Linked DNA regions of Mus musculus: all the other regions are linked to region 2. The links are chromatin loops, found by intact Hi-C in ENCODE. Cell type or tissue: gastrocnemius. All regions are shown on one strand. Each heading gives the region's core, and the rest is flanking DNA. Links, peaks and the distances in the headings are about the cores only.

Region 1 (10,537 bases), core at 4,015-6,514, 560 kb after region 2:
TAGCAGGGAGTTTCTTGTTCATTCTCTGTCTGTCTGTCTGTCTGTCTCTCTCTCTCCCCCTCATTTTTCTTTCCTATCTTTACGTTAAACTTCCCTTAACAGATCACCTAAAATGTATCTTTTTTAAAGATTTATTTATTATTATATCTAAGTACACTGTAGCTGTCTTCAGACATACCAGAAGAGGGCGTCAGATCTCATTACGGATGGTTGTGAGCCACCATGTGGTTGCTGGGACTTGAACTCAGGACCTTCGGAAGAGCAGCCGGTACTCTTAACTGCTGAGCCATCTCTCCAGCCCTGATCACCTAAAATGAACAGAAGTCCCAGAGCACCCCCCCCCCAACAACAAAAACAAAAACAAAAAACCAAAAAACTAAAAGAAAAAAAAAAAAAACAATCCCAAAACTGACACAAAGCATTAAGGAAGGTGAGACAAATCCCCAAATGCTCAAAGGACAGGAAACTGTGGTAGCTGAGGCTGCTGAAGGCCCATTCAGAACAGAGGGCCATAACTAATTCTTGCTTTTTATATATAGCAAGGCTGGCTTTGCAGGTGTGGGCCCCTGCTCACCGCTTTGGATATGGAAGGCAGAAAGCTGTGCCTGACATGGAGTGGGCAGGAGTAAAACCCCTCTGAGGGCACAGCTGAGACAAGGCATGGTGTGGAGTTGAGTGAGGCTCAGCAAGAGGATCCCTGCACGGCTGCAAGGCTGGTTTTAGTGGGACTCCAGCTGAAACCTGGAGTCCTGAATTCCACAGGGCAGAAACTTATACTGTCTTGGCATCTTCTGGGACAAGAGTCTTCCAGCATCATCTGCATGGATGTATCTTTTCTTGCTCTACATGTCCTGAGATGAAACTTTCTATACCTGTAGCTAAGTTCTCTTCTGTATATATGAAGCTTTTCTTTCATTTTCAAACACATGGGATCTGATTAACTTTTACCTGAGTAGATACTTTTTTACTTTCTAGAAGTACCAATGGTTTTTAGATACCAAAGCCAGTTACTGTGAGATAGAACTTCCCATGTAGTTTTAAATTTTGGAGCAGAGTAACACCCATCGCAGTAGCCTATAATGGACATGGTACTTCTCAGCTCCAAAGTTCCTTCCTTCTTACTGCTGCTACTGTGTCAAAAAAAACTCAAGCACGATTTAAAAATAATATATTTTGTAAACGGAAATAGAAAAGATGATGTAAGGATTCACAGAAATCAAAAGATACTTAATACAATTTGATTAAAGCATGTTTTGACCAACCCCCCCCCTTGTTAAATAACATAGTGAACACAAGCCAAAAATACACAAAGCTTCCTCCTCCACAGACATATTCATAAAGAGAAACTCATTAACTTTCCAGGTTTGACAGCAGCTCACCTCTGTGGGGCTTGAACCCTGTCAAGCCGAGGAAAGCTGACGATGTGGAAATGGGTGGGTTTGGAATATCAATGTCCATATGATCTTTTCTGGAGTGCTTTATGCTGCCTTGAGAAGAGTCTCCATTTAAAACCTTCTGTTAAACTAAGCTGACTTGACAACCCAAAGCAGTAAGACAGGGTGGCATTTCATTGCTGCTGCTACCACTGTTTCTAAGATGTGCCCAGCTCTGCTGTCCCTGAACTTGGGCAGTCCTCCTGCCTCAGCCCCCTGAGTCCTAAGATTAAAAGTGTGGCTAACACACCAGTACTAAATGGGAGGGTTGTATTACACTGATATTCTCTCTCTTAATCTCTCTCTCTCCTCCATCCCCCTCCCTTTTCTCCTCCACACTCCTCTGTGTGTGTGTGTGTGTGTGTGTGTGTGTGTGTGTGCGCGCGCACATGTGTGTGATGCATGTGCCAGTCAGAGGGCCACACGCCGATGCATGGGGTCAATCCTTTCCATTCACCATGGAGGTTTTAGGGGTTGCACCCAGGAGGTCAGGCTCTGGCTAGCACCTTTACACACAGAGCTATCTCACTGGCCAAAACGGAGGATTTTGACACACCTGTGAGATATTATGATGTCTTCCTTTGGTCCTTCAGAAACTTTGACAGTAGCCAGTTTCCAGCACAGAAGTTGTTTTTCAGCCTCTGTAGCCAGGTTCTGGTTTGAGGATACTCCAAAGACAGAATCACAAGTGTGTCACACAAAACTTACAATAAAAGACCCAAACTGTTGCTATTGCACACAGCAGCCAAACTCGAGTCTTGTGAATGCTCCCCTGGAAAGATTTCCGCAGGCACACTGCTATCCCCATGCCACTTGTTTGCCCTCTCCACCCCTGCTGTTTTAGAGGTCATGGTGCTGCTTAGAAGACTTCATACATTCCCTTTCCACGGTTTAAGAATTTAATCCCAGCACTTGGGAGGCAGAGGCAGGCGGCTTTCTGAGTTCTAGGCCAGCCTGGTCTACAAAGTGAGTTCCAGGACAGCCAGGGCTATACAGAGAAACCCTCTCAGAAAAAAAAAAAAAAAAAAAAAAAGAATTTATACAAGATATGTCATGTACATGGCACATGGATTTCAGGTGTTCTCTTTCTTCCTTTTCTCTTCATACTTTGTGGGAAACAGCTGTGGCCAGAAGAGACAGCATTTCTGGCCCTTACTTGTGGTGGTCAACTATGACAAGAAACTAAGTTTTGCCTGGACCATATCTCCCCTGATAATTCTTCTCCCTCAGAACACCTTGAATGTGACTACCTGAGCTGGTACTTGCATGATTTAGGCACGAGTAGTTCAAACCCAGGTAAGATGGGAGAACAAAATGCTTCAGAAACAGCCACTAAAAATTGTTTCTAGGAAACTGATATTCTAAAGCGAAGATGCTGCCCATGTAGTACGGCAAGTTTGTATTTTATGTAATCTATGAACATTGAGAAGACTTGAGGAAATCGTGGTGATGCATGCTTATAAGGCCAACATTCAGGAAGTCGAGGCAGGAGGATCAGAAGTTCAGGGTCAGCTCAGCTAATAGTAAGTTCAAGGCCAATTAGTTCAAGTTAGGCTGCACGAGACCCTAACTCAAGAGAGAAAAGACAATTCTTTCTTCTAGCGAACTACAGAGCACATGGGACTTTACCTGGGCCTCCTTAAGGACTCTACCATAATTTTGAACATTAACACCAGCAAGGCTTATGAAAAAGTACAATGGGAATGAAGCAGGCTAGGGCTGGTCCTGACTCAGTCAGGGTGTCTGTTGATCGGTTTCAGCCTAAGTAGAGGAAAAGGTGGGTACATGCTGACCTCTGTAAACCTGATTTACAGAGGATAAAAAGACAACTTCTGTGCTGGAAACCAGCTACTGTTGAAGTTGTTGTAAAAGTTGTAGAAGTTATCGATGAATTCCTGGGGCAAATTATCAAATGCGAACAAAAATACGAGTTCTGTAAAGCAGGGAAAGTCCAGCCTGGAATGTGTGGAGCCCCAGCTGGACGGGAGAGGCCACAGCTGGATGGGAGAGGCCCCAGCAAGGCAGTCTCATGTCCAGCTCCTGGAGGGTCACAGCAAGGCAGAATAGCTGCCAGGCACGGAGAGTGGCAATGTTTCAGATCCATAACGCAGGACCTACACTTCCTGGAACTTACCCTGGTCGACTGTTCAGCCCTGCTTCTGATAAGCAAGTGGACCTTCCACAAACAAGACAGGAAAAACAGTCCTACCTTATCTGTAGGCAAGTACAGTACAAAGAGCCGGGGCTTTAAGTTTCTTGATTCCACAGAACACTCCAATGAGCATTTGTAACTCCCTAGAGGAAGGGAGCCTTGGCCAGTGAGCGCTTAGTCTCAACAGCTGTATACATGGGACTCCCCATCTCACGTGCTCTGTCAATTGCTCTGCTTGGGTTCTGGCAACACCCCGAGATATGCAGGACTTTGTAGATGAAGGACAGTCACTTAGCACGAGGCGCCTGAACTCCACAGATGAGCAGTTTCACAATGGCAGCTGCTAGCGTCTTACCTTCAAACTGCAGTAGTCTGCTAATTTTTGTGGAGTGTTCTCAAAGTCCATACCTTAGATTATACTTAGGGACAGGCAACTGTAAACCAATTTAGACATTAACCATTACAGGTCTGAGATATCTACGTTTTAATAAAAATCAAATACCTTTTAAAACACTATGGGTGTGTGTGTGTGTGTGTGTGTGTGCGCGTGCATGAGTGTTTGGGGGTGGGTGCTGTGGCTATGCAGAGGCTGCACTGGTTAGATTCAAGTCCAGCTTATTCTATACAATGAGGCCCTGTCTCAAACAAACAAAACAACCATTTTGAAAAACAGATTGTCCATAGCCTCAGAATCACCTGGAAAAATCAAAACGCAATGGCACGTTCTGGCTTAGAACTTACTGCAGCAATATGTGTTGTTAGAAAGCATTCTATCAGCCAACTCTTTCTTCATTGGCCAAGAGAAAAGAAGTTATTGGAAGCAGGGCTGCTGATGTAGGGAAGAGTAGAGGATTCATTTGCCTAGAGAGAGAGGCTCTGGATCAATCCTTGATACCATATTTAAAAAAAAAATTAAAAGCCAAACTGGCAAACAGTAAAAGGCTACAGATGATTCTTTTTAAAAAGTATTTTATTCTTATTACTGTGCACATGTGTGCAGGTAACCACAGAAGCCAGAGCTGGAGATCCAAGCAGCCGTGAAATGCCTGATGTGGGGTCTGAAGGACTCAAACTGTTTATCTGTTCGCGTAGCTTCCACTCCCAACCAGTCATCCGCAGGCCAGCATGGTTCTTAATTAAGCCTGAAACAAATTCTTCATACCTTAATGCCAGAAAAAATATTATTTCTGAATAGTCTGTTATAAAAATGGTCATTTTTGGTTTATCTTTTTTTTTGGGGGGGGGGGGGGTGGAGAGTCTATTCTTTTCTAACCATTATGTCCCAGAGGACTTATCTAAGTCCTAGACATGTCTGCATCAGAAGCCACTAATTGGACAAAATACAGTCTTACCAATGAGCACTTGGCCTTGATTTCCTGCTTCAGGATTGTAGCCCTAGTAGCCTTCACCTGCCTAGCTGCCTAGCTGTGCGATAATGCGATACATGTCATAAGAGAATGCTTTACTATTAGGTTCCTCATGTCCCGGGCAGGACCTCTTTTCCAATGATTTAACTATATAATCTGTGTTGGCCAGGCATGTAAACAAAAATTTAATGTTTTCTCTATCATCCAATGAAATAGCTCAGTCTAATTTACTAATAACAGGGATATATGTATGAATATTAGTAATTCAAGCCATTGATATAATTTTATATCACCACAAGATGGAGTAAGAGTTCAACACACACACACCAAACACACACACACACACACACACACACACACACACACACACACAGACACACACTCCTATGTCACAAGTCCATAGCTCTGACATGTCCTATTCTGCCATCTAGTGGTTATACAATTGGCTATTATTCTACTGGATCTGTCTCCCATGAAAGAATAGAATAACTGAGTTTCTAGGGCCTAAGGAATTAGTTGCAGGAAAAGATGGAGCACACACAAAAAGTGGTAACATCACAGCATGACAGCAAGAGGCTAAGAAAATGCCAGAAATGCCGAGGTGTCAGCTCTCAAAACAAGTTCAGAAAAATCAAAATCAAAGCTACACCAGACACGGTGGTCCACAGTGATCATATCAGTAGAGGAAGATCAGGAGGCAAAGATCAGGAGGCAAGGCCGTCTTCAGCTACACAACCTGCTGGACCCCACGCCTGTCCCAGGAAAGGAAGGGCAGGATCTCCAGGGACTTAAATTGTGGATCTGATCACTTAAGATTCATAGTCAGTTTATAGTATTTTCTTTTCATCAAACGCCAATTTCTTTACTGCTAAAGTTTTACATTTAGAATTAAGGGGGGCATAATTTTTAACTTTTATCAAAAAAATGTACTTGGGGCTGGAGAGATGGCTCAGCAGTTAAGAACACTGGCTGCTCTTCCAGAGAACCTGGGTTCAATTCCCAGCAACCACATGGCACCTCACAACCATCTGTAACTCCAGTTTCAGGGATCTGCCATCTTCAGACATACTTGCAGGCAAAACACCAAAGAGCAGAAAATAAAAATAAATAAATGGCTTAAAAATGTACTTAAACATAAGATCAGACAGCACGGGGTCAATATTGTTGGTGAGGTAAATGCCAAATAAATTAATCAATGAATATAAACATTCCCCCTAAGGACAAGAAGAGACACGACCAAGCAATCTACAAAGAATACAATCAACAGACAGAGCAAGTTCTCACTCAGTAACCTGAGCAAGATGGCAATAGGCCAGCAAGACAGTTCACAAAGTAAAGGCCCTGCCAGCCAACCCCGATGACCTGAGTTCAATCCCCCCGACCCACACTGTGAGGACAAGTGCCTTCTGCGAGTTGTCCTTTGACCTCCACGTGTTCACTGTGGCATGTGTCCCAAAAGTGTAAAAAATGATTACAGGACAAGAAGATGAAAACAATCCAAACCCCCCCCCCCATTTTAATGGAGAGGAAAACTTGTAACTGCTGCTCACAAGGATGGAAGGAAGCACATACCACTGAGCCCCGATATCCAGCTGACACTTTGAATGTAAACCTCTGGAGATGGGACACTGTGTAACTAATGAAGGTTACCATATAAAAATGTAACAGTCATTACAAGGCAACAGCTCTGAGTAAAAACCAGCACTTTAAAATTCCGTATGTGTAGCATAATACCAATTTTGTTTCTTTCTTTAAAAAAAAAAGGTTATTTTCTTTTTCGAGCTTTTCTGAATTTCTCAAAGTACATGTATATGCAAAATAAACTATGTATTATAAACTGACTGCACCTCCATAGATAATAATACATCATTACCTGAACAAAATTACTGGCTTAGAAAACCCCCACTTACGTCTACAAGACCGCAGCTTGTTTGGCACCCTTCCCCCCCTTTTTTTTTGGGGGGGGATACTTAAAGTTGCTTTCTAAAGTTAAAACTTCAAAACTGTCACATTAGTAGACATTATAAACTGTGTTATTAGTATGCATGACAACCTAATGAAAAATTGTTTATGAATCAACAACCCTTTCTCAAAAGATTGGCTATCTCTGTCTTTTTCCTTATGTTTTCCTTCCTTTCCTGCTTCTCTCCCGTTCTCCCACTTTCCCTTTTCTGTTAGGGATGCAGTCCGGGCCTCACAGTGCTATGCAAGCTTTTGCTTCAGCGACATCACTGTATCTATGTACTTTAGGTTTATTTTTCCCCCAGTGGTGAGGATTGAACTCAGGGCCTGATAAATGCCTGGTAAGTGCTCTTCCACTGAGTTACATCCTCAGGAAATATTTTAATATGTAACTTATAAGAACAAGATAACCTCTCCAGTCTCCTCAAAAAAGACGATAATCAATGCCGTCATTGAGACTGGGTATTTCTGCTCGTGCGATAAAGTACTTCTGAATCATGCTGTGCTCAGTACAAATGAACCTACGAACTTCGTCACTGGAACTTCATTAATGAAACATAATGACAACTGAGCCTAGTAGAATTCAAACACGACAGCATTGTGAATAGAGCATGAATAAAGTTTAAAAGTTGATTCAGATGATTCAAAATAATTTATTTTTTAAATTCCACAAAACTAAAACTATTATTTATTTACATCAGTTACAATAGCACTAAGAATTAAAAATCAATTTATTACATCACTTGAAAACAATTATGAGTATAGGACAAGACAAAGAGAAACGAAATGGAAACACTAGGTGACCAGTGTGTGACTGAAACACCCACATGCACATGTAAACAGCAAGCACATTCAAAACAAATTCATTTATTTACACAACTATTCCAGTAAAACGCAGTTTTCAAGCATACGTGCAAGCTTCTGTAGAATCCATCGGCCTGAGTATACACACCCAGCTTATGCCAGTTCAGAAAGTTCCACATCTACACAGCAGCTGCAACTGCCTCTGACTTGGGAAAAGCAGTGTCCAGACCCACAGGCCTCACTACAGCTACAGTCTGCTATGCATTCCTTTGTTGTGTGTGTGTGTGTGTGTGTGTGTGTGTATGAGAGAGAGAGAGAGAGAGAGAGAGAGAGAGAGAGAGAGAGAGAAGGGAAGAAGGGAATAAAGAAAGGAAGAAAGAAAAAGAAACTTTCCTTCTAATTATGTATATACAAGAATAAAATAAATGTATGTTTCATCTCCATTTCTGAAGTTAAGACCTATATACATAACCTTCCCTTGCTTTTTGATATGTTCAAACATGGATTGACAGGGAGACAACTGACTGAGAGTTATACAGAAGAGATGAATACAATACACTGTATCTCCTGTAAGAGGGATGAGCTGAAATGTCAGGTATTCCATGTGCCGCAACATGTGTGTTTAAGCGTAATAAATAAAGCAATTTTGTTCTTGTAAACAGTCAAGAAAGCGTGATGGCAAAGACGCCATGGGATCCCCTGACGTCAAGCAGACCTTGTTTGTAGAATCAGGGAAAACATGTGGAGTTCATGTTGCTAGGGAAAAAAAAGACTACAATTTTTTTCCTTTTTGTTTTTCTGATTATCACAATTAAACATCAGAAGATCTATCCACATACACATTGAAGCCAATGTTGATTTCAAGAATACACGACGTTTGTGTACGTATCTACTTCCCTGGTACTTCAACCCTAGAGGCCAAGGCGGCACTGTCACTGTGAGTTGTCACTGGGCTCCTGTGGATTTCCCCTGGACACCGTCCTTGGGACTGCAGTTCCCTGCAGATGCAGGCTCAGCAGCACTTGGTGGAGGAAGTGTATGGTGAATCCTCTCCTCCCCAGAAGTAGATGAATGTCTTTGTCTTCCAAATTCCTCACTAGAAGGGAGCTGCAAGGCACGAAAGACAGCAGAGCAGACATTTTCACTACTCCCCTCTGCGTCTAAGCCAGACTTTCTAACCAGGGCATCCCCATTGGTGCTTAGAGACTCTAGCAGGATAATACATTCTTACAGCAACTCACAGGAGTACATTTACATTTCCTCGGCACACTGGGGCTAGCTTGTTCAGTCAGCACAAACCTAAGAAGCTTCCCCTATGTCTCTGGCCAGGCTATGATCAGGGTGCAATACAGAGCCCTTCCTCTAAGAAAATGGTTCAATGAGGCCACTTCTTCACTGGTCTTCCTTTAGCTTCTTGGATGCATTTCCATTCTAGTCCCTTCCTCACCACCAAGCTCCTGTTGTAGGCTTCTCCAGTGTCCGATGGCTAAACAACAGCTGAATGGAACCAGAAAGGGGGAAAAGATGCCAGGTCAAACAGCCCACGGCCGGTGTGACATTTCACTCAGGATTCCTGTGCTGTAGTGACTAGACAGTATTATTGAGGATATGAAAGTTAAATCCATTTATAATGCAAGCAGGAATTGAAAATGTCTGCTTTGGAGTCTGTTTCAGTTTTGCAGTTATAAATCTAACTGTATATAGTTAGACTAATATTCTTTAATCTGAAAAATAAATTAAAATAATAACCATCTTCCCCTCTCCTCTGCTGTATTTAGAACTGAGGGTCTATGTTTGTGGCAAGCATAACATCTTTTCTACTTTTTAGGGTTCCCCTCTCCTCACTTCCCTTTTTTGTAGTTATTTTCTTGATTTAACCTTTTGGTTTCCACTTGAAATCAAACCAATTAAAGTACCCACCACTTAATAACAGTCTTGCATTACTTTTTGATGCCAGGGACCCATCGGACCCAGAGCAACATGCACACTAGGCTTAGCCCTGACTCTAAATTTATTTTGAAGAACCTCCAAATGCATATATCATTCACACACTATATAAAAAGCTATATGGATAAAAGCACATTAAAAAGTAGAGAATTGCTGCACTCTAGAGGCAGAGGCAGGTGGATATTTGTGAGTTCAAAGCCAGCCTGGCCTGCAGAGAGCAAACTCTAGGACTGGCTGCACAAAGAAAACCCTGTCTTGAAAAACAAAAACAAAACAAAACAACAACAGAGCAAATAAAAAAGAGAGGGGAGGAAGAAGAGGACAGGGAGGAGGGGGAGGAAAGGGAAGAGGAAAAGGGGGGAGGAGGGGGAGGAGGGAGAAGGAGGGGGAGGAAGGAGAAGGAAGAGGAGGAGGAAGAGAAGGAGGAGGAGGAAGAAGAGGATTCTGTTGCCATACGTACTCACACACATGCTCAAATAAAATAATCTTTGAAAGAGAAGGTAAAAAGCTTGGGTGAGGACACAGCTTAGTAGTGACCACTTGCTCAGCATGTACAAGCAAGCCCTTAGCTCAGTCCTTAGCACAGAAAACGGTTCAAAGCTAAACTAGACAAAACTGACGGAAAAGGTTTTACAGTTCTAGTACATCTCATCAGTCTAGAAACCATGTAAGTATGGCTATGCATCAAATTCAAATGCACTGACAACTGTATTATTATGTGATACGTTCCCATTTGGGAAATTCTGTGTGTGTGTGTGTGTGTGTGTGTGTGTGTTCATGAGTGTGCATGTGTCTGTGTGGGAGTTCATGTGGAGACAAGAAGTTGGTGTCAGACATCTTCTTCTGTCAGCCTCCACCCTATCTTTGGAGAT
Region 2 (10,537 bases), core at 3,575-6,074:
CTCTAGGCAAGTGCCCGCCTCTTTACATCTTCTTCTCTAAGTCATTATAAGGTGTCGGTGTCAATCATTACCCTCTCCAGGTCCTGCCGCAGGTGCGTGAACAGCTGCAGCCTCCTAAACAAGACATCCTGCTCCCGCTTGGCTAGATTGTCCTCTTCGTCTTTCTTTGGGGTGATGAGGGGCTTGTTGAAGTTGATCTTCCTCTTCAACTTCCAGTACTGGTACAGGAAATCCACCACTTCCTCAGGCAGCCGCAGCGCCCTGGCCACATCCAGCAGGTTGACAAAGGTGTAGAACTCATCCTCCAGCTGCTGTAGCTTCTGCTTGCGAACACTCACCCGGTGGGCCTCCTCTCGATTCGGCTCCAGACTACCATAGGGCTCCAGAGGGCTCTGGGGAGAACTCTCAGGGGCCCCATTCTCCTGGGCTGCTCCTTCACCCAGGCCCTCCTCGGGTTTCCTGTGTGAGCTGTGCTTTGGGCAGTAGGACTTGAATTTGACTTCATCATTCTCTGCCAATATGGTCTTCATCTCCAGGCCACGGTCAAAAGCACAAGTCACGTGGAAGGCTGTCCGGCAGTTCTTCACAGAGCACTGCAAACAACACAGGGAGACAGTTACAGAGCGGTGGCAACAAGAGCCCCCACTGCTGGCCACCCCATATGATGACAAAGAAACACTCAATGAGACAGAAAAGCTTTACAAAGATGAACAGGTTTGAAGGAACGTCAGGGCACAATGTAGGGTAAAGCTTTCAGAGAGCAAACTATAACTTGCTTGAAACAATCACAGCACTGAAATCTCAGAGCAGGGGAGGGGGAGGGCTGTACAACTGGCTCCTGTTGGGGAGGGTGGCACAATCCCCAAGCGAATGCACTCTATGTACAGCGCATACTCTGAGGCCTTAATTTAGTTCTCCACGACTTGAACGCAGTTTTATAAAAACTGTGAATAGCAATGTCCTCAGTGCACACATTCCTGATCAGTTTTAAAAGACTGTGAATCCTCAGTGCAACCCCCAGCGGGAAAAGGTCCCAACTCAGGAAGGTAAACACAAGCAGCATGGAAGTAGCATCTAGGGATCACGCCAGAGGAAAAGAAGGAGAGACAAGAGCCCAGTTCAGGAAGGATGGAGAAAGGTCTCCCTGCTGCAGACGCTCCCTTCCTTTAGGCCCCAAGGAAGTCAGCACAGAGGCCAGGCCTCATCAAGATGCACTGAACACCCTGCTCACTCCCCGCCTGCACAGGGCTACAATTTAGTGCCTTTGATCCAGATACAAGCCTCTGGCCAGCAGGAGCAAAGTGATTAACTTCTCGTGTCTGATCTCACTGAGCAAATCCCTAGAAAGAGGTACCTCTTGGAGGCTGAAGCCAGTCCCTTAAAAGCAACTGTATTGTGTGAGGCCAAGGGATCCCTGGGGCATGCCAGGCTGCACAGACAACCAAGGAGCTTGTGCTCCAGGCCAGCTGAAAAGCTTAATTAAACTCATTCAACAGACCCTGCCATCACATACCACAGAGTAGAGACTGGAGTTGGGTTTCCCCCTCATCACTTCAGCGTTTAAGATGCACTTCAGTGCCAGCCACAATCTAATCCTTTACTGTACAACCGCAGCCCCTTCACCACCGCCAATTCCAATCACCGAAAGCCTATGCACCATGCTTAATCTGTACCTTTATAAATAACCTCAATTACAAGAAGCCTGTGAAAGCAATCAGCTCTGGTGGCAGAACACACGCAGACACACCTGGCCACTCTCATGAAGACACACTGTTTCTCCACACAGCAGGAAGCCGAGCGGGAAGTAGAGCGGGAGCAGGTGACTGAGGTGCAGTCTGCGTCTGCCTTAAACTACACTTAACCCAGGCCTTCGAACCTTAAAGAGAAATGAGCTGCAGCAGAGTACTTATACGGGACTTTGAAAAGATGCCAAACGGCCTTCCTCTGGGTGTTCCTATTCGGGTTGACTCAGCAAACAGATGTTACAGAAACAAACTAGTCTTCCCAGCTGCAGACATTTCTGAGAGGAGTTCTCTTTAATAAAAATCAATCTATTTATTTTGTTAAGATATGAAACGTCATCTGCCTTCCTTGGCCCCTTCTTCAAATTAATGCTCTGGGGACAGAGATCAGTGGCAACATAAATGTCCTTAAGAGTGTCTCTCCTTGAAAAATAGACAGGGCTCGAGTTTGCCTCCCACGAAACATCAGCTAAGGAGCAGGGTTGATGTGCTCAGAGCAGCTAACCCAGGCACAGGAACTGCCATCCTCCCACACACGCCAGACACGCAAGTCCTTTTTGACCTCTCCTCGATTCCTTCTGCCCAAATTCATTTTAGTTTTCAACAGATTCTACTAACAACAACAACAACAAAAATCATATCTTTAAGATCCCCAAAGCCAAATCTCAGCTGCCCAGTGCCTGCCCTGGTATTTTTTACTAATGCCTGAACAGCAGTAGAAACCATAACAGTGAAAAGTCAAACCACTCAAGGCTTGTTAAGAAAGTGAAAAGAGCCCACCTTTAATCCCAGCACTGGTGAGGCAGAGGCGAGCCGACCTCTTGAGTTCAAGGCCAGCCTGGTCTACAAAATGAGTTTAAAGACAGCCAGAGTTACAGAGAAACCCTGTCGTGAAAAACCAAAATAAAGAGGAAAAAAAGGGGGAGGGGGGAGGGGAGGGGAGGGGATATAATACCAGTCAGTGGTTTGGGCACCTTACTCAAAGAATCATTGCTCAACCAAAATATAGCATATTCCACCAAATGAAGAAACTGTTTTAAAGCCAGGGCCACACTTGTCAAGTCATGCCTGTACCTGTTGTATTCTCTATATTGAAAGAAGCTGCCCAAACAGTGTTTCTGTCCACCAGATTTCAACAACAAACAAACAAACAAAAGCAAACAGACAAACCAAAAACTGAAGAATCTGAGGCCTACTTGGGTCCCTGCTGGAGTCCAAATTAACCTTCAACACAGTGTTCTAGGCCTCAAATCATAACCGACTAGATATCAATGAATGAATGAACCCCAGAAATCAATTACTCAAGAGTTTCAGACAACACACAGATACCATTTTCCCATTAACTCTGCATACCTCGTGACTTTCTGTACTTACCTGTACCTGGCCATGTAAATGCAATCAATCAGCCTTTTACATGCTGGCTGGTTCACTAGGGCAGCAGTGTGTGTGTGCTCCAGACTCCCTCCCGGTGTAAAAGCAGAGGCCTGCCCAACACCTACCTCAGCTACAGGCATCCCCAGCAGGGAGCCCTGAGGACTTCTGGTCTGTGAGACTGGTCTGTGGTAATGAGACTACAGTGGAAGGCTAGACAACTCAAGTGCCACAGTCAAGAGTATCTAAGCCTCGGTTCTTACCAGGAATGTCTGCTTATGAAAAGAAGAGGACTCTACTAGGCTTAGGCCAGACAAACTGGAACTGCCTCCAAACCCAGGCAGATTTCCAGATAACCTTCCTCCTCCTAACCCTCCAATGAATGCTGTGTAGAGCCTCCTCCCCCACCCTGCTCCCTAGCACACAGAGGAGGAAAACAAAGCTACGCTTACTGAGCCATTGTTACCTGTATGGAGGCCCCGAATTTCTCATTGCAGAGGCTGCACACAAGCGCCCACCGGCTGCTGGGAATGTGAGACACTTTTGTGATGGGCTCCATCTTCTCAGGGCTGCCAATGCTTACCTAAAGATCCAAAATAGCCAGATGGGCATGACACGGATAATCAGAGTCGTAACACAGACCTGAGGGCTAGCCCCAGGGCCCAGCTCTGGACTAGCAGCAGCAGAGCCCAGAGATCAGCCCCCATTGATACCAGCTTGCCAGTCTTTATAGACCTCTCTACAAGTTTTCACTTCTTTCAAGTATCTGATAGCAAAAACATCTATCTTATCGTAACAAGGCTAGGGGCTGGAGAGATGGCTCAGAGGTTAAGAGCACTGGCTGTTCTTCCAGAGGTCCTGAGTTCAATTCCCAGTAACCACATGATGGCTCACAACCATCTGTAATGGGATCTGATGCCCTCTACTGGTGTGTCTCAAGACAGCTACAGTACATCATATATATCAAATAAATAAAATCTTTTTTAAAAAAAGACTTTAGATTGACAAGAATTTTTAAGGACTAAAAACCCATTGTAAACATATTTAAATAATAGAATGAGCAAAGAGATAAACTATATTTAATAGTATTACATCAGAACACATAACTATATTAAAAGTAAAAATCTAGCAAGATAAATATGGAATAATGAACTGCAAACTGGTTAATATTAAACCAAAAGATCCAGTGAAACTCCCATGTAAATCATACCCAGGCAATTTTCCTCTGGAGGGAAAAAAAATGCAGCAAATCACACACCAAAAATACTGGAATTTAAATGACAAATGATATTCTCATCACAAGCCATGCAAATTAAATTAGTTAAGGTCTGGGACTGGAAATAAATTAGAGCAGACCTGAAATTAACAAGGTGGAAGCCGAGGAAGAATTTAAATAAAGCTCACAGAAGTGTGACCTAGGGCACTGTGGTACTGCACTCGGAGTTTGGCAAACACAAACTGGCAGGGACAGTAGCATGGCTACCCTCAGGACAGAGCCGTGAAGGTGCCAGGCCTGGCCTGTGAGTGCTGTCATCTACGTGAGGGTTTCCAGAAATGGAAAAGTGGGGCTATTTGTGGACACCAGGCCACTGCTGCCTCCAGGAAGCCCCTCCACAGACCCGCTCTGCTCAGGATCAGCTTGGGGACAGAGGGGACCCAGCAGCTCTACTGCTGCCTGTGAGTCACTCACTCCCACCTACCCAACCCCAGCAGGAAACCAGGACTGTCTCAATTAAGATGCTATCAGAAAGCAGGCTTACCTCAGGGATCCACAGGGCACAGCTGACGTGGACCCACTTGGTTCCGCTGCGGGTCGGCTTCATAGCTCCGCCTTTCTTGGGACACAGCAAACATTTTGGCTGAACTCCCAGGGCACATGTACGACATAGCCAACTGCCCTCTGGCACCTTGAGGATCCCATAGCAAGCCTGTAAGGCCACAACTTTGTTATTTATGTGTATGGGTGTCTTGCCTCTATATATCACTGTGCCACACACTGTGTAATGCCCACAGAGGCCAAAAGAGGGTGCTGGATCCCCTAGAACTGGAGTAATGGCCTGCTGTAAGCAGCCAATGTGGGATCTAGGAATCAAGCCTTTGTTCTCTTGAAGGGCGGTCAGCAAGTCTTACGAGGCATCGCCCAGCCCCTATTTGTGAACTGAAAAACAATCTAGAAGGATTTTCACAGAGCCACACCAAAGTAGACATGCCCATATCCACCTAACTGTGATCCTGACCCTCGAGGAAATATGCCAGCCCACCTCCAAGCACCCATGTGCCTGAGCTCCAAAGACACGCCACATGTGTCTTCAGCACAGGAAGTCCCAAGAACTTGACAAGAGGGATCCTAAAATAACGAGTGTTGCTGTGGTGCGGAAGAGACCCAGCCATAAGACAGTTCCAACCACTGAGCAGCCAATGCTCCAACCTGGCTGCAGGCTTCAAGAGGGTACAACAGACCTCTCTCTGCTTTCATGATGGGCGTGACACGGAACGAAGGCAAAACAAAGCACCAAAGCCAAGGTGATAGTGGCTGGGCAACCATTCGCTGCTCAAGCTGGACACACTCCTCCTACTGGAGTCCAACAGAGTTCATGCGAACAGACAGCCGCAGAAGAGCGAGACATTTCAAAATGAGAGTTTGGTTTCTTTCGCTGATGTTTAAAAACAAAGCCTGTTTTGCACAAGTTGGCAAAATTACACAAGACAACCCAAACTGCAGAAATTAAGGCTTTTACAACTGAAATCATTATGCTGGTTTAAAGAAAGAAAAAGCAAATGTTTCAATAAGGGGAGTAAATAAACAAACCCATGGTAGTACCGGGAGTGTGCTCAGACAGCCCTTTAAAACCCAGACAGTTCACAACGTTATCCTTAAATGAACTGCAAGTCGGAAGTCACAGGAACCTGGCTCTATTTCTCCAGGCAGAAACAGCACAGCCACCATGAAATCCGAACGCCCAGGACACAAGAAGGAAAACACAAGGATGAGAGCGGAGCTCAGCAAAGAAACAGTAACACCGCAGTCCTGAGAGCTCCGCGCGGCCACGAATGAGCAGTGGTCAACAAGTCTACCAGCAAAGCAGTGTTCTTACAGATCTCAACAGTAGTAGGAGGGCTTCAAACGCCATGGCGTTCTAGAGCTCCCTTTGAAGCGAGGATCTCGTTTACTGGAAAGGCACATCTACACTAATCAAGTATGCCTTAAAGACAAGCCATGAAGAATCTCACGGAAAGTAAAATAAAGTGAGCGTGAAGTGTCGAGAGCAGAAGAAGCGGAAGTCATCAGGGCCAACTCTGCCACCCACATGCTAAGGTGTTGGCACACAGCCCTGATGGCAGCTTACAGACTTCTGAAGCACAGAGCACAACTGGATTTCAAGCAGAAATCTCGTAACAGCAAATGTCAGAAGACTTCAGGGTCACTAGGTCAATGAGAGGCAGCAGCAACAGTGGCAGTCGTGTGGCCTCCCATCACACACACCTCCACAGGGACTCCAGGGCAAGACGCCCTCTGGACCACAAAGCCCAGATACAAAACAGGTCCGTCTCAGGGTTCCCTGTGAAGATGAGCTGAGACGGGGCCACCGCTGGTGAAGCCATGGAGTTTTCTAAAGCCCTAGAGGTGAATTATAGAGAAAGGGGTAACCCAGATCTCTGAGTGTGGCAGTGAGTATGTGTGATCTCAGCACTCAGCGGCAGAGGCAGGAGGATTATCTCAGTTGGAGGCTATCCTGGCCTATACACTGAGATACAGGCAGCCAGGGCTATTTTAAAGAACAATAATAAAACACAGAGCTCAGGTCACACAAGCAACTTTCCACTTTCTCCGAGAGTCACTGATGGCCTCACAGAAAAGTACGTCAGGACAGTTTTCTAAATCACAAAACTGCCTGGTACACATGTCCCCACGCAAATCCACATCACTTGACCACCACATTCAAAGTCAAATACAGAACTCGACAGACAGACAGCTGTGTGGTTAAAGGCACTTGCTGCCCTTCAAGGACCCCAGTGTGGCTCACAGCACCTATATCAGATATCTCACAACCTATATGCCCAGCTGAGGGGATCCAACTTTCACTTCCTCCAGCATTCACACAGACAGACAGATAGACAGACACACACACCACCACAAAGTAATAATAAATCTGTTAAGTTACATGAGGGGTAAAAGGCCCCTGTATCTATGCTTAAGCTTTCTAAATTACCTTCACTAAAAGACAACAGCAAGCCCCCACCAAGGTGGGTCTACTGCCACCTTGAAATAATGCTCACGAAAAGGGAGTCAGAGACGGCTCAGCAGTTAAGAGCACTGACTACTCAGAGTTCCCAGCACAGGCAGTGTCTTACAGCCATCGCAGAGCTCCAATTCCAGCGGAGACCCCTGACGTGCTCTTCTGACCTCTGGGCACCAGTCGTTCTAGGTGGTGCACAGACATACACATGCACAATATTCATACACAGAACTAACCAAAATCTAAGACGAAAAGTCAAAGGGGTGCCTGACCCCCTTCCACAGCTAAGCTGATACGTAAACACATGAACGCTATGGTTTATCCTGTATCCCCCAGAAGATACTTTAGGACCGCACCACCACCTGAAAACGGGACCTTTAGAAACAGTTGTGACACACAACTATGTAAACTGAGACCACACTGTGCAGGCAGGCACCTAATCCAACAGGACCAGGACTGTGTGAGAAGATAACCCTATCTAGACAGACACACAGGGAAGACATCGTGAAGACTAATGGGCAAGCCAACCACCAAGGACTGACAAGAATCCACCATGAGCTAGGAAGAGACAAGGAAGAACAAAACTCCAGTTCCAGAGACAGCTTCTGTTGTTTTAGTCACCGCAGTTAAAAGCTAACGTAGAGTTTAAGCACCCTTTGCTCGGGTTTGTTTCCAGTGTTCCCAGTTGAATCGCAGTGCCTTCGTGGAGTAAAGGCAGAGAGCCATGCCCTGGGATTACAGTCAGGTAAGACTTTCCTAAAGCACAACTGTGGGATGCGGCTCCATTAGGAAGAACCACCCTAGACTCCAGGCAGTACAGGCTGGCTGAGAGGCTCAGCACCAGAACGGCACCCAGCTCTCTCTGGGCTCTGCTGCCCCACTCACCTGGTGCACACAGATGTTACACTTGTCACAGAACACCATCTCGTTGCCGTCCTCGCCATCAGGTGACTGGCAGACATCGCAGACAACGTCTTCGTCGTATTCAATCCCCAAGCCCTCTTCTGTCTCTATGGCATGATTCATATTGTCATAGCATCGCTGTTCGAATTCCTCCAAGACCCTTTCCATGGTGTACTCGTCCAGCTCCGGCATCCCTGCAGGAAAACACCGCAGATCTCCCCTGAGTAAGTGCGCAGTGAGAATTATAGCGAAGACACTGGCGTGTTTAAACTCCCAAATAAACATAAATAAAGGTAACTGAGCACCAGAGAAAATGCTACTCTGTGACTCTGAGGCCAGTCCACAGATAACGCCTCCATTCCTTATGGAAGACACAACAGAGAGAAGCAAAACTCAAAACAACTTCCGCAGCATCCTAGGATATTAAATGCATGCCCTGTTAAACGCCCCTTCACACTCTTGCCGACACTGATCTGACTCAGAGAACAGGACTACATATTATGCTGCTTGGGTTTTGCTGTTTGGGTTTTGTTTTGGTTTTAACTTTTCTTTCTTGCTACTTTAAACAGTTCCCTGAAGCAGATTTCACAGCAAACATCCTAACGTTTTTAACTGACTTATCCCTCCCCACTTTGAATTCACCAAACTGAAATGCATAAATTTAGATCCACGAGCGGCAAACACAAGGAAATGTCTGGAGCAAAGAAGTCAGCTCACTAGGAGTTAAATAAAATACAACACACTTCCTTCTACCAGCAAATGCCTTGAGGGAGCAAGGGGGATGGTGATGATGGCTCAGTGGCCAAGAGCAGGTACAGCAAAGGACCTGAGCTGGATTCCCAGCCCCTGTCAGGATGCTTACAGCTGCCTGTCTGTGACTCCAGATCCCAGAGGTCTGAAGACTCTCTTCTGACCTCCCCATGCACCTGCACACACCCAGACACACATATGTAATTAATATAAAGCCTTTAAAAACGAAAAAAATAAAGACAAAGTGGTTACTGTGGCCTCAGAAATGGTGAGAAAGCGCTATTTTCTTCTATTTGCAGATGTCCTCCCAACTGCCTATAAGGAGAGCCCTTGTACAGACAGGAGTCCTAAAGAAAGTCAGCGTCCGGCACAGTGCTCATGCCTGCAATACATGAAGTCTATAATGGTAATGAGTTTCAGGCCAGTACAAGCTATACTAGGACCTGGAAGGGGGGTGCGAAAGGGGGAAAAAGAGAAGAAATATAATTCAGGCCTATAGCTTACACACGTTATTGCAAAGCCACCACATTTTCAAGTTTTAAGATTTTGGAGGTGAGCTGGAAAGGTGCCTCCGCAGTTAAGAACACTTGCTGCTCTTTCAGAGAACCAGACTTCAGTTCATAGCACTAATGTAGGGCAGCTCACAACCTCCTGTAGCTTCAACTCCAGGGGAGCCAGCACCCTCTTCTGAACGCCAGCTGCCCTGCGCTCACAGCTGCCCTGCGCTCATGCCCTGCACTCACAGCTGCCCTGCACTCACAGCTGCCCTGCACTCACAGCTGTCCTGCACTCACAGCTGTCCTGCACTCACAGCTGTCCTGCACTCACAGCTGTCCTGCACTCACAGCTGCTCTGAACTCACAGCTGCTCTGAACTCACAGCTGCCCTGCACTCACAGCTGTCCTGCACTCACAGCTGCCCTGCACTCACAGCTGTGAACACATGAGTTCTTAGTATTTAAACCACTGAATTGCCAATCTTTCGGCTGGATCCTGAACTGGACACCTACAACTTGCCAAATGAGTCAGTTTTCTGGGTGGTTTTATACAGGCGGTGTAAAGCATTTGGCCAGCTCAAAAGACAAAACTGAATCTTCTACAGTGGCATAATACATCATTTAGTTACAGGAGAGTTCCTTTTAAACAGATTCTAAAACCATCCCTGGCTTGCTACTGTTCTGACCAGTAATACTTAAAGCAGGGAACAAGAGCAAGAAAATCTACTTTGTTGACACATCTCAGTAACTAACCAGTAGAAAATACCAACGTTCCCAGCTCAGTCATGGTCAGTCCCATCAACTGGCTGGCAGCAGGAAAAGCTGCTATCAGAGTCCAGGCTGAGACAGGCTCCATGGGAACACAACTTTAAACAGCCCTTGCCCTTCCAACCTTTGAAGCCAAACACACGTGACTTGTCACAATGTGCCCAAGTCACACTTCCCAACCCTGCTTCCACCACACAAATGTCTTAAACTTGAGTTCACGGACACTCCAGACAAACTTTTATAACAACCCTGGGGAAGAAAGGCTAGAA
Region 3 (10,537 bases), core at 4,419-6,918, 370 kb after region 2:
CTCCCTCCCCTCCCTGACAAGCTTCAGAGGAAACGCCACTGGGGGAGGTTCTCTGTCTTTGAGCTGAGCTTGCTTCTGCCAGGCCACACCCCTAATTGTCCTGACCAGTCCCTGCTGTGTGCCAGTCCAAGCATAGGATCGCATGGACCCTGGTGCCCAGAAGGGGTGCAGTGCTGTGGGGGCTCTACTCCCCTACCGAGTACCACGCTTGTGACTTGGGGCACTTCTGACTTGGGGCAGCCCTGCTTCCATCTTTAACCTGGGTGCGACCCAGGCGTTTGAAGACTCAGTGCTATGGTGGGATGGTGAGTGTCGCGGAGTTACCACTGGTCCACAGCAGAGGGACAGAGGACTCATTTGCAATGTCTGCCGAGTTTTCAGTGTCAACCTTCCTGCCACTGCCCATTTCAATCTGCCAACATGACACAGGTCAGCTTGAAAAATAACTCAAAATGCAGCAGCCCACCCAGCAAACCACACAACCAATCACCTGGAAGCTTGCAGAGTAGTTTATAAAGCAACTTCAAAGTTCATGACACTTAATAGAGCCCTTGTGTGCCCTACCTGTTTGTAAAGACAGCATCCTACCTCACCTGCACTAGAACACAACAAATGCCAAGGACTCCCAGTCTCACTTGGAGATGGCCGCTGCTCCCATGTGCTCTGAGAGAATGGCATTGGATGGCATCTTGGCATTTTGAAGGAAACAGATACACCCTGACGGGTGAAATCTCAGAGATGCTCGCTGAACAAAAACACTGTCACCGAGTAAGCAAATAGTGACAAGCTTATAAGATGCTGCTGGCAAATCTGGGGCTGTCGGTGCTGAGCAGTTGAGCTGGGCTTGGTGGGAGCGGCTGGTTAGCCATTTGTCAGGCAAAGTCAGAACAGCCCTCCAGCTATAGCACAGAAGGCAGGGCGAAGCTCGTCAGCATTTTCCTTATGACTCTTAATTAGCAAGCAGAAAAGGAGGGAAGACGTTCTCAGCTTGGGGTACACAGACTTGCCCAGACACTGTCTTTGTTGAGAGCACTCAAGTCCCCACAGCTGAGAGCCAACTATGGGAGCTGCATTTTATCAACAGCAACAGGAAGCTTCATTCTGGGGATGAGTGTGTTTACCTTAACTTTGCCGGTGTTGGTTCAGAGAGGCAAGCTGGCTCTTCCAAGGTAGCACGACTGGACTTGAACCACTGTTCAGACCTTAAAGCCAAGGCCTTCAATCAGTCCATTGCTGATGCCTAGCTGGGGAATCATAATGATGGGCCACTGGCTTGGGTTAGAGGGACATTTCCTTGCCAATGTCCTTATACTTAAGAGTGAGTTTCCAGGGCCTGGGGAGAAGGTTTACTGGATAAAGGGCTGGCTGTGCAGCCACGAGGGTCTGAGTTTGGATCTCCAGCACCCATGTAAAGTAACCTTAGCATGCAGTATTCCTGGGATTCACAGATGAGCCTGTCTGATCAAACTCAAGAGCTACAGACTCAGTAAAAGACCCTGTCCTCAAAAGTAAGATGGAGAGCAACAGAAGACACCCAACACTGACCTCTGTCATGCACCCACCTGCACACATCTGCTTCCTGTGGGTGTTTTTAGGAGAGCTGTGGAGCCAGTGAGGAAAACAGGACTAGATTAGGTATGGTGGGTGGTTCCAGCCTGATTTTCAGAACTTGAGGCCATGCTTTGTGACCAAAGGTCTTGCCAGCCATGGGACAGGGAGTAAAGACTGAATCACCATAGCTGGGCTCTGAAGTGGCACACCGCTCTATAGCAACTGATTCTGTGAGGTTCTGCAAGCGTTAGAAACATGAGCAGGCCCCCACACTAGAAAGACATGTGCCCCCATGTGACAGATGGCATTAGGATGTACTACAACTGGTGACTTTGATCAAGTGGAAAACCTTGACATTTACACAAAAGAATGAGGCCATTTTAATGACATAAATCATCTTTAGGTCGATTTTTGTTTTCAGTCCCTGTGAACCCAAAAGCATAAAGGTCTGTCATTCAAGAAGGGACTGCATAGAGGCAACTTCTGAATCTTCCAAGGAGGTGCAGCAGTTCTGTATATATGTCCACAACCTGATTCTCTTCTTCCCAGGGCTCTACAAACACTTCACTCCTCTACCTTCTTAAGATCAAACTGGCCCATGTCTTAGTTTGGCAAAGGAAATACCAGATGTGATGTGTGTCACTCCTGGAACACAGACCGAGATGGCAAACAATCCACCAATTGGGTCTCAAAGCTGCTCAGCCAAGTAGATGCTCCACGAAGCTTTGGAAGTTGTTGTTATCCCAGTATGACTTCATTTCTCCTCCAGGTAGGGGGAGTCTATTGGAGACGTAACTAAGGGGAGCACAGCATGAGATCAAAGGTTGAACTGTCCTGGCCTCTTCCGAGCCCACAGGCAAATGTCTTGAAGGGTTCTTCCTGAAGTGGGCATGAGATCAGTGTCATCAGACTGGGCATAATAAATCTATACACTTTCAACTGCTCACTGAGAAGGCTCTAAATCACAGGGAACTATGTGAGAAGTCTCCTGAGCTGACATGAAATTGAGATTCATTAGGTGAACACTGTTTGCACAGTGATCATCCACTTCTCTGAGAGGGCCATGTTCCAAGATCACCCCTGGATGACTGATGCTTCAGATGATAGCAGAGCCTTCAGACTCCTCTATGGGCACAGTCTGATAGCACAGTGGCTACCCCACAGTGGGGCGAACAGATCACTTGGCCTAAATGACTCGTGTTCCCGACAGGATGCAATGGTGATACGAGATTCCACAAAGCCACCCAGAGTGGCGTATAACTTCAAATATAAATTATTCATCTCTAGAACTTCCCATATCCCTGATCGTGGCTGACTGAGAAGCTACTGGGAGTGAAACAATGAGCAAGTGGAAGACCCTTGAGTTAGACATGCCAGGAAGAGAGAAGAGGCTAGAACACTCTATTTCTTTCTATCATAGAACTCATAATCCACCTATTCCATTCAAACTTTCAACTGGAGACAACAGGTAATAAAAATCTTTAGACAATGATCCGTGTAATACTGCAAAGCAACAGGATGGGTGACCAAATTCACTGTCCACAGAAGGTTCTGCAGGTGTACTTGGCGACTTTTGTCACCTCTGAAGACCTAACCACAATCTGTGCTCATGTCACAGACCATATGTTCCTGTTGGCATCTATGGCTGACACTGGCTCTGAATGAAGGAATAGAGGCGGGGTGTTCAGATTCTCAAGACAAGTAGCTGAGGAGAAGAGAGCACTTCCCAGTCCTGGGGTGCAAGTGGAAAAGACCAAACACTAACACTCTGTCTGTGGGGCCTGCCTTGCTTTGCCAGAGTCCCTCGGCATGACAAGGAGATGCCTGGAGGAAAGCAGAGCAGGGCCATGAGGCCATAGCATCTCTCTGGCCTGTGTCTACCATGAACTGTGTGCCCCTGCTCCAGATGGCTTGGCTCTACCAGCCAGGGCTGTGGCCAACTCACTGGGCAACAACCAATGCACTGATTGCCATATTCACCATGGGCACCGAGCAGTAGTATTCGACCTGTCTCTTAAACAAAGTATTAAGTGTCACTGAGGAAGATTTGCTTATTACACAGAGACTGGTATCTAATCTCTCCCAACCCAAACAAACACATGTTGTGCAAAGTTACATGCCACCACAGTTAAAACAGAGGTTCTGCACTTCAGCTGTCTGGAATCATTGAAGACTAGATGATTGTGGATGACTGAATTTCCACAAACATGGAGAGTTAAGAGTTCAAGCCTCAGGCCAGGCAGTGGTGGCACATGCCTTTAATCCCAGCACTTGGGAGGCAGAGGCAGGAGTATTCCTGAGTTCGAGGCCAGCGTGGTCTACAAAGTGAGTTCCAGGACAGCCAGGGCTACACAGAGAAACCCTGTCTCAAAAAACCAAAAAAGGAAAAAAAAAAAAAAGTTCAACCCTCTGGGCTGTGCAAAGGTGGTTCAGTGACTAAGAATAGTTGCTGCTCTTGCAGAGGACCAACATTTGGGTCCCAGCATCCACGCAGCAGCTTACAAATACCTGTAACTCCAGTTACAGGGTATCCAATACCCTCTTCTAGCCTCCAAGAGCACATTGATACATGTAATGCACATACAAACAAGCAGGCACACACAGATAGATAGATAGATAGATAGATAGATAGATAGATAGATAGATAGATAGATAGATAGATAGAGATGATAGATAGATAGATAGATAGATAGATAGATAGATAGATAGATAGATAGATAGATAGATAGATAGATAGATATAGATGATAGATAGATAGATAGATAGATAGATAGATAGATAGATAGATAGATAGATAGATAGATAGATAGATAGATGGATGGATGGATGGATGGATGGATGGATGGATGGATGGATGGATGGATAGATAGATAGATAGATAGATAGATAGATAGATAGATAGATAGATAGATAGACAGACAGATATTTAAAGAGTTCAACTGTCCTCAAGTCTGAGAAACCCGTCAGAGAATGATAGCAGGGTGCCCACCATTGCTGAGCCTGGGAGAACATTATCACTCTCAGTAATTTGCCAGTGTCTTCAACATTCCTCCTGAGAAGAAGGGCAGCTCTTTCTGAAGGTGATGATGCTTGGGCAGCATTCCTCTGGTGGCCTGGCTCCAAAGCTCTCTACAGACAGATGTGTAGTGTGCCAGTTCATTCTCCTCTTCCTCCTTGCCCTGACCATCAACTGGAAATCTTGAGTGTGTAGTCATTGAGTAACAGCTTCATAGATCAGACACTGAAACGCTGTATACAGGAAACACAAACCATGTGGCCGTGTTCCTGGACTGAGGACAGATTGTTGAGGTCACAAGGCTGAAGAAATGAGCCAATGAGAAGATGCTGGGTCAAAGCCAAGTCAAGTGGGATCCCACAATGATGGACACAGAGTCCTAGCCTCTGTAATGGATAAGGTGGACATAGGAAGTCCCTGAGTTGGCCCTAGGTCCTAGGTGCTGTGGCCTGCCATGGGACACTAGTTATCCATAACAGTCTTGCCCCTGAATCACGTTCAAAACCCTGTCAGCAGGCCACCTCAGTGTGTCCCAGCAATTGCTCTCCAAATATTCAGGCAGGATACATGAAGAAGGGTGGGTCCCAGAGACCTAGACGCTGACCTGTCTACCCAGCCTTGACGCTCCCTCGTGTATGTCAGCAAATGCTTTTCGTGTCAGGCATCTGATACTTAGCATGGCAGGTTATACTGTCACTCATTCCTGCAGGGTTTGACGCTGTCTCAACATCTATTTGCTCTGCAGAATATTTTTAGCAGGAGATTGGGAGAAGGGTTGCTGAGAGAGTCGGTGGGGAAGAAAAAAAGCTGTCCTGATGTAGGCTGTGTCACATTCTCAATGCTGAGCTAAGTGCCTTGAACACATACATGTTCAAAGCGCAATTGCTAATAATGCAATTCCCACCTCCCCATGTTTATAAAAAGGAAGGACAGGAATTGAAAATAAGGCTCAGGGGATCCCTGGCAACTGCAGATCTTCCTTCCTCCCTCCAGGAGAAAGCCAGGGAACACCTAAGTGGTCTTAGAAAGATATGGCACAGAACAGGGGATTTCAAGGGGAAAAAAAAAGAAACCCTTTTCAAATACGTTTCAAACAGTCAACGCGCCTGTTTCCGGAACTCTCCAGAAGAACTGAGAGCTGAGAATGCTATGCCTCCCCCACCTCCACCCTCTAAACTGGCTTTCAGGTGACGCAATGACAAGACCTCTGCGGTGAGCTGTCTGGAGGGACACAGCCAGTCATCAGAGCAGGGGTGCTGCCATCTCTTGGATGTTCATGGCCAGAGCAAGACTCTGTCCCAGAAAGGATGGATTTCAGTGATAATATGAAATGTTACCGGGCAATCTGTTCTGAAATAATTGCTCTGCATGTTGGCCTTCTTTTCCTTTTTAGAATTTCAAAGGCATGGCAGGCGGAAAGCAGAGGCAGCCTGAGGGGCACCTAAATGACTAAATCCAGCCCACCACAAACCTAACTGCACAAAAGCTCTTCTCAATTAGTGGAATGCAATTAATGGTATTGTCGAAACACTCCTGTCACTTCAATCCAGTGCTATTTAGAGCTTCAATTTAGAACTGTGTGCAGATTTTAGGATGTGCAGTTTCTTAGCCACTGTGAGCAGTAACACCTAATCCCCGAGATTCACCTAAGTTTCAACATAGAGAGTAATGGCAGCCTTCTTTCCCATCCTTACACACACAGACACACATCCACTCACACACATGCACTCAGACATACACATACACACACAATCTTATATACACATTTTGGGGTACATACACATAGGCTCAATTTTACTCTCATACAGATACATACAGGCACATATACACAGAGGCTCATACACACAAAGATATATATTTTCTTTCTCTCTCTCTCTCTCTCTCTCATATATATATATACATACACACATATACATATATACATATATATGCAGAAGCACACACAGATGTTCACACATATATACATACACATATACCCAAGCATACATGCACACAGGGCTCATGTATTCATTCAAATATATAAATATATATATATATATATATATATATATATATACACACACACACACATATCCTCTCTTTCTTTAATACACACACACACAGAGGCTCATATACACACTAACATGCATGTATACACCCACACAGGCACACATAAATACAGTCTCCTGTACTCATTCACTGGAGAGCATCCCAGCTCAGCCATCACAACATCCCCCTCCCCAGTGGAAAACTGGATGTGTCCACATTGGAAATATCTAGGGTGTTCTGAAGTAGGATACAAATTCCAAGGCTTTCATTGCATGATGGTCCTTTTGAAATATTTATATTGATTGGCCCAGTTCCTGAGAGGAAATAGGTGTTTCTCTGATTCTCCCAAGTATAGGTCATTTTAGCTGTTGGCTTGTCATATATTTTTTTTAATCTCCACATTTCCCTGCAGATGTGAAAGGAAGATTTAAACAGCAATGTTAGCTGCTTTGGGCTAGATTTTCAAAGCTACGCCAGGGGAGGTGAAAGCACAAATCCTGTTATTGTTACAGGATTAATGCACAGAAGTCCCAGAATACCACTTTGGAAATGTAGCCTAGGAATATTATTTTAATATACTGTGTGTTATTTTTAGACCCAGCTATAGTCCAATTATCAGCTGGTGTATCAAAATGGAGACAAGACAGAGCTGTCGTTAATCCAGAATTCTAGTGAGATTTTTGGTATTTGTGTTTTCTTATCTCTTAGATATCTGGATTATTTGGAAGGAAAATTGGACAGAAACCACTGCAGCTGTTCCCTACCTGTTCTGTTGCTATAGAGGCTGCTGCTTAGAGTGCTGGTTCTATAGAATGTTTTGGCCCAGTTCCCTCGTCCCCAGGGGAGAGAGATTGTGCGAAGAGAGGCATTAAATCCTGAGATCTTTTGACCGTGTCACAAAAAAGCTGAAATCAACCATAGGACACACATGACTTCAAGGCAGCAAGCCATGGTTTCTGCCTCCAGTTATTTCTGTTTCTGCTTTGACACATCTTAGATTGTTATCCAAAAATAACTACCTGCAGAAGGTCTTCCATGGAGTGGCTTGGCTCCAAGTTGCCCCTATGGGCATCAGTGGGCACTCGCTGATTCTTCAGACCCCTGCTGTGGCTTTATTAAGCCATGCTTGTCTTTCTTTTCGGCTTCAGGAAATGTATAGAAAAGAGATGGCTACAGCTCTGGGACCGAGATGCATCCAACCCAGGAGATAAGTGGAAGCCTTTCAGTTGGAGAAGAAACACTGGCTTTGGGGACTGAGAAGGTGACTCGGTGGACAAACTGCCCCTGTGCGTTTGTGAGGGCCGGAGTTTGGATCCACAGAACCCACATTAAAGCCAGACGGGTAAAATAGTCACCTAGTCACCTTTAATCCTGGCACTTGGGAGACAGAGACAGGGTCTCCAGAACACTGAAGGGAGCTATGATAGGCAATATTGATGAGCTCTGGACCCATCAAGGACCTGCTTCAGGGAACACGGAGGAAACAGTCAGGAAGACACCTGGTATCAACTTTTGAACCTTACATGCACATGGATGTGAACATTCAAAAAAAAAGCATTCATACAACACACATACACATGCAAAAAAAATAATAAAGAGGCATTTACACAAGAGTTTTCTGAGTTTCAAATCTCAGGAGTGTCTCCTGTTATCTCAGAGTGGGGTCGGGGCGTTGCTCTGCGGTGCAGCCCATAAGCAAAGACCTGTGCTTGATCTCCAACACACACACGTACACACACACACACACACACACACACACACACACACACATCTCTCAGCATCCCTGGAGGATAGGTTCCAGCACCCCAGCACATACTAAAACCCATCAAAGCTCAAATCCATATATGAAATGGAATATTTGTGTATAAGGGACACACAATTTTCCACATCCTTTCTCTTGGTTCCTTATAACACAGTGTAAATGCTGTGCAAATCACTAGGGGGTACTATACATGCCAAGCATCTGCTCTCCTTTTTCCATCTCTTCCTCCTCCTCCTTTTCGTCCTCCTCTTCCTTCTCCTCCTCCACCACCTCCTCCTCCTCTTCTTCATCCTTCTCCTCCTCCATCGCCTCCTCCTCCTCTTCCTCCTCCTCCACCTAGTTGATCCCTCAGATAGAGAAGTTGTGGATAAGGAGGACTGACTATTAAGAACAAGCCTGTTTATTTAGTTCCAAGTGAGAAGCGGTGGATAAGGCACATCCCATTCAGCAAACGTGGGCATTTTTGTAAATTTTGTCCGTGCTCTCTAGAGCAGTGGGCTGACAAGCCTTGCTAACACCCATGTCAGGGACCTGATGTGTGTCTCATGTGGCTCTAACTCAAATTACAAGTCAACTTTCCTGTATAATCGGCACACAAAGATTAAGCTGTAAGTTGGACTGAAGGAAACTGTCGGGTTTGGTTCTCAGAGTGAACCATTCTTAACCAGTGATCTTCATCTCTGAGGCAGATATGATTGGGTCCTAGACTCTTAAAACCCAGAAATGTATGGACAGCACACACTGGAGTCAATGGCCTATTGAATCTTTTAAAAAGGACACAAAGCTGGGAGGTATGGAGGCAGAGGTGGACCTGGGAGGTCAAAACATAGGACACAAAATGTTCAAAGAATTCATCAAACATTGATCTATCATGACTGCCCTCTGAAAGGCCCAGCAAGCAGCTGAAAGTCAGATGCAGATACTTGCGCCCAACCAATGGACAGAAGTTGCTGGCCACTTGTGGCTAAATTAGGGAAAAGCTGGAAGCTGAGGAGGGAAACCCTGTAGGAAAACCAGTGGTCTTAATTAACCTGGCTCCCAGGATCTTTCAGACAGTGAGCCACTAACCAGGCAGCATACACCAGTTGATACGAGGTCCCTGACACCTATACAGCAGAGGACTTGCAGGGTCTGGGCTCAGTCAGAGAAGATGTACCTAATCCTTGAGAGACTTGAGGCCCCGGGGAGTGGGGAGGTCACGTGGGGTGGGGTAGACCAGGTGAGGGGGAGGAGGAGGAGGTGTGAAATGCAGAACACTGGGAGGATGAACAGGAAGTGGATAAAGTCTGGACTGTGAAAAAAGATTAAAGAATATTTTTTTTAAAAACTGCAAAAAAAAAATAAATTAAATTTAAAAAGTCCCAGAAGTGTCTTCAGGTATAGCATTGGAAGTAAAAATAGGTCAATTAATTTTTCTTATGAGAATTCTTACATGCATACAATATATAAAAGACTTATGCCCTAGTTAGGATTATTGTAACTGTGATAAATACTGTGACCAAAAATAACTTCAGGAGGAAAGAGTTTATTTGGCTTAAGCTTCTACATAATTGTTGATTATTGAAAGAAATCAGGACAGGAATTCAAACAAGGCAGGAACCTAGAGGCAGGAACTGATGCAGAGGCCAATAAAGGAGTGCTACTTACTAGCTTGCTTCCTCTGGCCTGCTCAGCCTGCTTTCTTAGAGAACCCAGGACAACCAGCCCAGGGATGGCACCACCAAAAATAGGCTGGGCCTCCCACATCAATCACTAAGAAAATACCCTATAGGCTTGCCTACAGTCCAATCATCTGGACACAATTGATGTTCCCTCCTCTCAAATATCTTGTGTCAAGTTGACATAAAGCTAGCCAACACAAAGCCGCACACCTTTATTCCCAGCACTCAGCAGGCACAGGCAGGCAGATCTCTAAGTTGAAGTCCAGCCTGGTCTAATGAGTGAGTTCCAGAACAGCCAAGACTACACAGAGAAACCATGGGTGGGGGTGGGGCAGCCAGCACAATATCTTAGGAATATATACTATTAGAATGTCAAACATTATAATAGTCTACGAATATCCCTTTTTCTAAAACATAAAATGGAAACCTCTGGTTTCTTTGGAAAGTTATGTCAAATGGTGTTTTGCTGGGGCACACAGGTGAAAGGATGTTTTACTAAAGCAGACACAGGTGAAGGGA

Evidence for each region. Peaks named below come from ENCODE experiments on the same cell type or tissue, not always from the same donor. Only the 100,000 strongest peaks of a DNase experiment are listed, where the experiment ranks them.
Region 1: it touches region 2 in a loop (4-fold over the local background); 5 of 42 quality-filtered maps call a loop at or near these places.
Region 3: a loop joins it to region 2, with 3 times the contacts of the local background. A loop is called at or near these places in 10 of 42 quality-filtered maps.

Annotation. Positions count from the first base shown.
Region 1 is chr3:41,037,218-41,047,754 of GRCm38, reverse strand. It overlaps a transcript of Larp1b not described here. Among named protein-coding and RNA genes, the nearest start is that of Gm42437, 16 kb to the right of the region's middle. In gastrocnemius, for the core only: CTCF peaks have their summits at 5,206 (motif pointing right) and 5,407 (motif pointing left); DNase peaks (open chromatin) are centred at 5,315 and 6,309.
Region 2 is chr3:41,594,526-41,605,062 of GRCm38, reverse strand. Jade1 (jade family PHD finger 1) reads right to left here. Exons shown (of 11, transcript NM_001130184.1): 6 at 8,237-8,448; 7 at 4,874-5,041; 8 at 3,580-3,696; 9 at 72-593. Among named protein-coding and RNA genes, the nearest start is that of Jade1, 44 kb to the right of the region's middle. In gastrocnemius, for the core only: CTCF peaks have their summits at 3,852, 4,051 (motif pointing left) and 5,132 (motif pointing right); DNase peaks (open chromatin) are centred at 4,654 and 5,069; H3K27ac peaks cover 1,240 bases.
Region 3 is chr3:41,223,950-41,234,486 of GRCm38, reverse strand. No RefSeq gene overlaps it. Among named protein-coding and RNA genes, the nearest start is that of Gm40038, 56 kb to the right of the region's middle. In gastrocnemius, for the core only: a CTCF peak has its summit at 5,837 (motif pointing left); a DNase peak (open chromatin) is centred at 5,796; H3K4me3 peaks cover 506 bases; H3K27ac peaks cover 1,620 bases.